3 separate regions of the Homo sapiens genome follow, and regions 2 and 3 are each linked to region 1. Evidence: chromatin loops called from intact Hi-C (ENCODE). Cell type or tissue: PC-3. All regions are shown on one strand. Region 1 has its middle 120 kb from the start of MCHR2. Region 2 has its middle 160 kb from the start of SIM1-AS1. Region 3 has its middle 93 kb from the start of SIM1-AS1.

Evidence for each region. Peaks named below come from ENCODE experiments on the same cell type or tissue, not always from the same donor. Only the 100,000 strongest peaks of a DNase experiment are listed, where the experiment ranks them.
Region 2: a loop joins it to region 1, with 4 times the contacts of the local background. A loop is called at or near these places in 4 of 110 quality-filtered maps.
Region 3: a loop joins it to region 1, with 6 times the contacts of the local background. A loop is called at or near these places in 4 of 110 quality-filtered maps.

The regions. Positions count from the first base shown.
Region 1 is chr6:100,115,683-100,118,182 of GRCh38, reverse strand. No RefSeq gene overlaps it. Among named protein-coding and RNA genes, the nearest start is that of MCHR2, 120 kb to the right of the region's middle. In PC-3, CTCF peaks have their summits at 1,139 and 1,361 (motif pointing left); a DNase peak (open chromatin) is centred at 1,352.
Region 2 is chr6:100,229,912-100,232,411 of GRCh38, reverse strand. No RefSeq gene overlaps it. Among named protein-coding and RNA genes, the nearest start is that of SIM1-AS1, 160 kb to the left of the region's middle. In PC-3, no CTCF peak of the experiment used is centred here; a DNase peak (open chromatin) is centred at 1,301.
Region 3 is chr6:100,299,480-100,301,979 of GRCh38, reverse strand. No RefSeq gene overlaps it. Among named protein-coding and RNA genes, the nearest start is that of SIM1-AS1, 93 kb to the left of the region's middle. RefSeq lists an enhancer at 1,213-1,507. In PC-3, no CTCF peak of the experiment used is centred here; a DNase peak (open chromatin) is centred at 1,489; H3K4me3 peaks cover 696 bases; H3K27ac peaks cover 1,779 bases.

The DNA.
Region 1 (2,500 bases):
AATTTTTCAATTGATCTTATAAACAAATAGTCATGGTAGGTTTTTCAATCAGTGAAATGAATCATGCCAGTTGGGAGCAGTAGCAAGTAGAATAGACTCAAAGAAAGAGCATCTGCAAACATGAAAATTTAGAGGACGGTTTTCACAGTAATATACCCATTAAGTGATTAAGGTCTAGGGTAGAGTCCACGGAATCAGAAAGAAAAAATAAAACTGAAAACATGAGGCAAGGACCGATCTGACAGAGTTTGAAGAAAATGAAGTGCTGAAGATCAGGTCCCAGCATCGTGTCTGCCACAGTGAATATTCAGTGGATGGTGTTTGAATGGGTGACTAATAAGTAAATCTCAGGTTCTGAGTCTAGGTGACTAAAATATTGATAGACAGACAAGAACATCATAAGCATCTTCAAATAGGCTTAACTGTCTCGGAGACTACACAACATTGACATGATGGCTACTCAAAGTCAGTTCATTTAATTCAGTATATCCAGTTTTTAAAAAATCAAACTGGTATGTAGAAGAGCCAGCAAGCTTTTGAATATTTCCTTTTTCATCTAGTTGTTTTTGATGTTGTGGAGACATTCAATGACAAATACAGAAAGAGGAGACTGATTAGGGTTTGTGGAAAGTGCTAACCTTTCCTATATTTTCTTTCATTACAGAAAGATTGCTGGTTGATCTGACTGTATGTCCAATTAGTAAATGCTTTCCATAGGTTCATTTGCTAAGGCCAAAAATAAAAAGGACTTTTCAAAGAACACCATGCCATTTTCCCTAAACAAGCTCTTTCTGCCGGGGAAGTCTTGCTCACCTTTCACCAGCCTTCTGAATGTCTGTTACTCCCTTCTCCCCTTCTGCTTCTGGCTTAAAAACACTTTTTTATTGTTATTACCTTGGCTCAAAGCTTCTGTAATGGTTTCTTGCTTAAGCATAAGGACATAGAAATTAGAGCAATGGTCACAACAGCACAACATGGCTGATATGAAGGACTGGAAATGCTAGTTGGTAATGAGAAACAAGCAGACACAATGAATTACATTAATCCAGAAGTCACAGGTTATGACCTCATTCTTATAACTCTATGTTGTTTTAAGTCTATAAACTTTCATATTTACTTACAAGGGAGTATTTAAATATGTAAGTCAAAACAAGCAATAGTCAGAAGCTGGAAGAGATCATTAATAATTTAATACATCTTGACTAGTTCCAGATTGGAGGTACCATATAAATGTTTATTCCTGGATCAATTTGGTTTTGGTAGTTACTATATTTTTAGTTCTAATTAAAAACACACTAGAGGAGGATTTGAAAGCTAAGAAGGTGCTGCCACCTGGAGGATTTTTTCTGCCCATTTGGAGTTTTGCCTTTACCAAGCAAGGGCAGACTAGTGGTCGTAATCATTCTACTCTGTAAAGAAACCGAGCTCTCTGGTTTGGGATATCACAGAACAGGGAGACAAGCAGCCTGGTAACTGATGGCACTTTACATTTTTCAGCCATATGTTTTAGTGTCAGATGCCACAGGCACTGGGGTGAGGTGGCCTTTTGTATTCTCCTCACTGGTAACTGCTTAGACTCACATGAGCCTTTTACACAGTTCCACTTCCCATGAACAATATAGAATGCCTAGAGAAAGAAAAAAGGTTTTTATTTCCTCGAGGTTGAAATTGACATGAAATGAGTAAATAACTTAAAATATAGACATAATCGAAGAAAAATAATTATAAAACCCTAACCTCTCCAACTCTCCCAAACTCTACCAATTCTTTCAACATTAATTCTGTATGTTAGGACAACAGCGCTCTAAAAATCCTGCTCAGAAAACAGGAGTTAGGAATGGATGGGATACTATTCTTAAATTTGCAATAAGGGGCAAAATGGTTGCCAAATTCATTATCATTTACAGATGAAAAGACAATGTGACATATCACCAAAGGTGTTCTTTATTGACTGGTCCCCTTTGCTAAAGCTTTAGTTCTTTGTACATTAGGTTGATATATTTTTAAAAAATAATCTTAAACAGTAGACTGTTAATTTGGGTTTTTTTGGCGGGGGGGTATTCCTTGGTTTTTAGAAGCCCTTTCCATTAACCCTTTAGTGCATTCTCCATGAATTCTTTAGCCTGATGTTCACCAAGGTGCCTGCTTCTGGCATGCTGAGAAAAAGAGGACTTGAACTTCTATTGAACCTGAGGTCTCAGCACATCTATGGGGCAGAAATGTTCCATTTCCCCATTAAAAAGCTTTCATTTGTAAGCCGCAGATGAAATTTCATCTGCTTTGCATCAGTCTAGTTTATAACCCTAGAGAACTTGGCACCACAACCCTCAAACCCATTATTGGTATTTTCCCTTCTGATGGGAAATAATACATTAACAACTTGGTTTTTGTTTATTTTGTTTTTGCTTTAAAAAAATGAAACACATTTCATGTGTTGCCCTCACATTTTTTTGTTTCTCATTCAAAGCTTTATTCTGGGCTCCTTTCAACTGTGCATCTC
Region 2 (2,500 bases), 110 kb before region 1:
GCCAGAATAGACAGTGTTTCCGGAGTGCTTACAGAGTTCCAGGTATCGTTTAAAAGTTTTTTTTACATCTAATGACTTGTCTGATTCTTATAAAAACCTCATGAGGTAGATTCTGCAATTATTCCTCTTTTACACGTGGCAAAATTGAGGCAAAGAGAGGTTAAAAAACTCCAAGGTCACAGTCAGTAAATGACAGAGTGGGGATTTCAACCCAGGTAGCCTGGCTCTAGTGCTTAAGCAATTCTGTCTATTCACCTGGTTCCTTATACAGAACAGTCAAGGTCTGGAGGTAAAAACTTGTGAGGAGAAGCAGCCCAGAAAAGCAATGCAGGAGCCCCACCAGCTAAATCACCAATTTCTATTTTGCTTCAGATCAGTTTTCACAATCTGGTTGGAAAAAGGATAGTCCTAATTCCACGATCTCTTTTAGAAATAGAAATCTGTTTTATTTCAACTCTGCTAAGTCATGCCACTTCTGGTAAGCTTATCTTTTCTCTGTATCTAAGTTTAATTTTCAAATAAATAATTTGATTCCACACACACATGAAAATGATCATAAGTACTTTTAAATGTGAAGTAATCTGTACAATGGTATGTACAGTTTGTGTGTGTGTGTGTGTTTAACATGAAGACCACCAAAAATGCTAAATAACCAAAATAAACTACTCTATAAAGCTGGTTTTGAAAAAGGAATTTTTTTTTTTAAAAAATTGATAAACAGCTAAACTTAAATAATCACTTTGCTTTTTATTGTATTAATAGATCTTATCTTCAAAGCAAGATGAAATTTGGTGAAATTGTCTAGATAAGTCCTAAGGAAAGGTTACTTGTGTTCATTTGCCCTGACAAATAATGCTTCGTCTGCCCTGCCAAGTATGTGGATTTACTTGTTTGATTGATTGATGGATTGCTTATATTTTTGACCATAAAGCTATTGTTTTAAATCCTCAGGAAAATTTGACATAATCATATAAGCCAACTATGGTTTCCGGAAATTTGCTTTTCTTTAAAAAGAAATTGAAAGTCATTTGGTGAATTCTTTGTTCTAAAAATGGCAATTCAGACAGGAAAATTCTGGGATTGATTTTAGATCATGCTTCAGTTCTACACTTTTCTTTGCCAACAGAGACTTGGTTACACTCCACCAGCCTGGTGTTGTGTTTTGGAACTTGGAACATCCCATCATTGAGAGTCATTACCATATATTGCTCCGGGAAATTAACTGTGTAGCTGTCAGTAATTTCCAGGAAAGCTATCCTACTCACTTTCCTGCTTTGAATCACCAGGCAGGTCTGTGATTACTCAGGCCCTAGGCAAATGTTTCTATGATGAGGTCTATTCTATAGGGAAAGTGAGGAATGGGGTTGGGTCCATAAGAGTAGGTTCTTCCTTAAAGTCATGTGATAAGCATCAGCCAAACCATCTCCAATACTGCTTTCATTTCAAACTTTAACAATCTTGGATGCAACTGGAAAGTTGTTATTTAACCCAATTACCCTTGGAGGGACTGGTCCTCTGGATGAAGGCAAGAAGATACACGATCAAATTAACAGTAGCAAGATGAGTAGCAGGAAGCTACAGTCAGCTCATTCAGAGAAGTAAAGATCTAATCAAGTACCATGTCAGCACGGTAAAGTTAAAGTGTATTTGGAAAGACCCACCAATGCCAAGGTTTCCTTGCATAAAATATAGCACAAGTTCAGGCTTCTAAACTCTACATACCTCTGACCTTTGGCTCTTTTATGTCTCTATTTTTCTGGCCTGACAGACCACATGCCAATGTGCAACCCAGAATCCCTCACCCTTGTGATTTATGGCTTACAGCTGCTTCAGCGTCTCCACCATGGCAGCTGCTTTTCAGATGTCTTCAAACCAGAGGGAGAGTGTTAATGTGAACTTGAGTGGCTGCAGAAGAGAGGAAGAAAAGTTGATGAAAAAATCATCTGAATTCAGCCCCAAAGCTTTCCATTGATCTTTGCCTTCAGGGCCAAGCAAAATGTTTGGTTTATTTCATAAGCTAATTAGGTGTGTGAAAGGCTACTTGGCATTTACTATTGACTGAACCCAACAAAAGTGATCACCAGACTAGGTAATCAATAAGAGATCGATTACAAGCGTGTGATTGGATTAGCCATTTGATCAATGCTGTGTGCTAATATATTAACAAGCAAATTACCGAGTAGCCCTTAAGAGCAGAATGCTGACTCTGATTGCATTACAAACTAGTGAGATCTAATGACCTACCAAGTGCAAGGGTTAGTTATACAAATCAAGACCTGAAAGTATTTTTTTCCTTGAAGATTTCTCCCCCTCCAAAGAAAATGCTTTCTTAAGTGAGATTCAAATTAAATTACAATTAGCAAGCAGCTGTACTGAGACACCTAATTTCCAAGTAGATATCATGAATGAGAAAGAGGGCTTGGGAACTCCAGATGAAACAGCCTAGAGACTTTTAGGAAGAGCTGGCTAATATCAAAAAGGGAAAAACAAAAAAAAGTCA
Region 3 (2,500 bases), 180 kb before region 1:
TATAGTCACGAAGCAATGCGCTATGGTTCTAGATTCTGTTATCTACCTATCAATCAATCAGCCAAAACATGTAAGCACATAGGGAATAAATCTGGAATGACAGATACTATAACAGTAATAGTAGTTACCTGAGAAATGGAGAATGGGGATTGATTGATGGCAAAGGCAGATTTCTACTTTTTTCTTTAGTTTTCAAATGCAGATTTCTACTTTTTTCTTTAGTTTTCAAATGCAGATTTTGAATAGGGGTGGCTTTTATTTATTTATTTATTGGGTTGCTTTCTAATTTTGTTTTTTACAAACCAATGCTGCAATAAAAAGTTTTGAAAATTTCTCAGGTATAAATATTTACTTTATTTTAGAAACAACATTGCATTATGCTAGGTGAACATGACCTGTATTATATTAATTTTTTAAAAAATTACTAAGACTTTCTCTGTATCTGAGTAATGGACAATACCTGTGAATATTCCATGTGTGTTTTAAAATACTACCTCTTTTACCTGGGCTGAGGTATATATCTATATAGATAAACTTTTCATTGTGTTACCCAAATCCTCTGTATTTTATGATTGTCTATTTTATCTGCTGATTTCTGAGAAAGGTTTATTAAAGGCTAACCAAATTATGGTCGATATGTCATTTTCTCAGCTTTTGCTTTATGTATCTTTAGGCTGTGTTGCTGGGCATTTAAAGTCTCTGAGATCTACCCTCTTCGTGGACTGTCTTTTATATTAATAGTAAATATCTCTTTGAGCTTTTTACTTTAAAGTCTATCTTATCTGATATTCATTAATATTCATTAATACTACAATTGTTTTCATTTTAATAGCATTTTCCTGATATATATTTAACCATTATTTTCAATGCTACTTTATTTTAGGTATGTTTCATAAATATCATATAGCCACTTTTGATACAATAAAATTATCTGGCCAGGCATGGTGGTTCATGCCTGTAATCCCAGCACTTTGGGAGGCTGAAGTGGGTGGATCACTTGAAGTCAGGAGTTTGAAACAAACCTGGCCAACATGGTGAAACCCCGTCTCTACTAAAAATACAGAAATTAGCCAGGCGTGGAGGCAGGTGCCTGTAATCCCAGCTACTTGGGAGGCTGAGGCAGGAGAATCACTTGAACCCATGAGGTGGAGGTTGCAGTGAGCAGAGATCATGCCACTGCACTCCAGCCTGGGCAACAGAGCAAGACTCTGTCTTAAAATAAATAAATAAATAAATAAAATAAAATATATTTGATCTTTGTCCTCAGTTCCTGGCACAGAAGTACTAAAGCCATTGGAATGTCCTGAGTCATAGGATGCCTTTTGCTGTTCCACCACACATGAACTTATGCTAGTGAGGTGAGTCAAAGTGGAGCCTACTATAGCTTCAGGATAGGAACTGATCACCAGAAATACTAAAAACATGATTGGAGGATGGGAACTTTCAGCCCCATTCCCCGACCCCCAGGAAGCGGAATGGGATTGGAGATTGGTTTATAAAGAATCTTGAACAAGATTCCCTGAGTTTCTGTGTTGGTGAACACATTGAAGTGCTGGGTGGGTTGGTACACCCCTAGAAGGTATGGAAACTATGCCATCGCCCCTCCCATGCCTTGCCCTATGCATCTTTTCCAGTTGGCTGTTTCTGAATTATATCCTTTTTAATAAACCAGTAAACATAAGCCAAGTATTTTCCTGAATTCTCCAAGTTATTCTAGTGAATCATGAAATCTGAGAAGAGGGTTGAGGGAATGCTCAAATTGGTAGTTGGCTTGGTAGAAGTATGAGTACCTGGGACACCATTTGCAGTTTAAGTGTCTGAAGTGAACGAGCCTTAACCTGTGGGATCTGTGCTAACTTTAGCTAATTAATGTCAGGATTAAACTGAATGGTTGGACAACCAGTTGGTTTCTGAGAATTGGTTGTTAGTGTAGAAAAACCACATTTGTGTTAAAAAAAAATCCTGCATGGCATGCTTCTTCTGTTTTTTCGGTGTTGCTATGTGTCCTTTCATTCATTCAATAGGACATTCAGTCATATTCCACTTTTATGCCTTTTATATTTGCTATTATTTACATGGATTTGGTGTAGGCAGAGAAGATAATAGCATGTGCTCTGAACATCCTTAAATCCAAAATTGATTTTTACTCAGTATACTTTGGTATAATTTGATATCTTCTTAATGAAATATATTTGTAAGTTACTTGTATAAATCAATGATTGAAACAAGTAATTACTTGTATAAGGAAAATGATACCAAATTTTTGTCACCTTAGTCTTATGCTAAGTACCATCATTCTGCTTTAGCTGAAATTCTCATTATGAATTACATTTTGGCTCATTTTCTAGTGTTAAGTAAAGATAAATTAATGGCAAATATGATTTTTTAACTTTATTTTTTTGCCAGGTAAAACAATAGCAAAGTAACATTTTAGCACTCTTCAAAAGTAGTTGGTGTCACAGATACTTGGAAAAGAACCTAAAGACTACCTAGAAAGTTC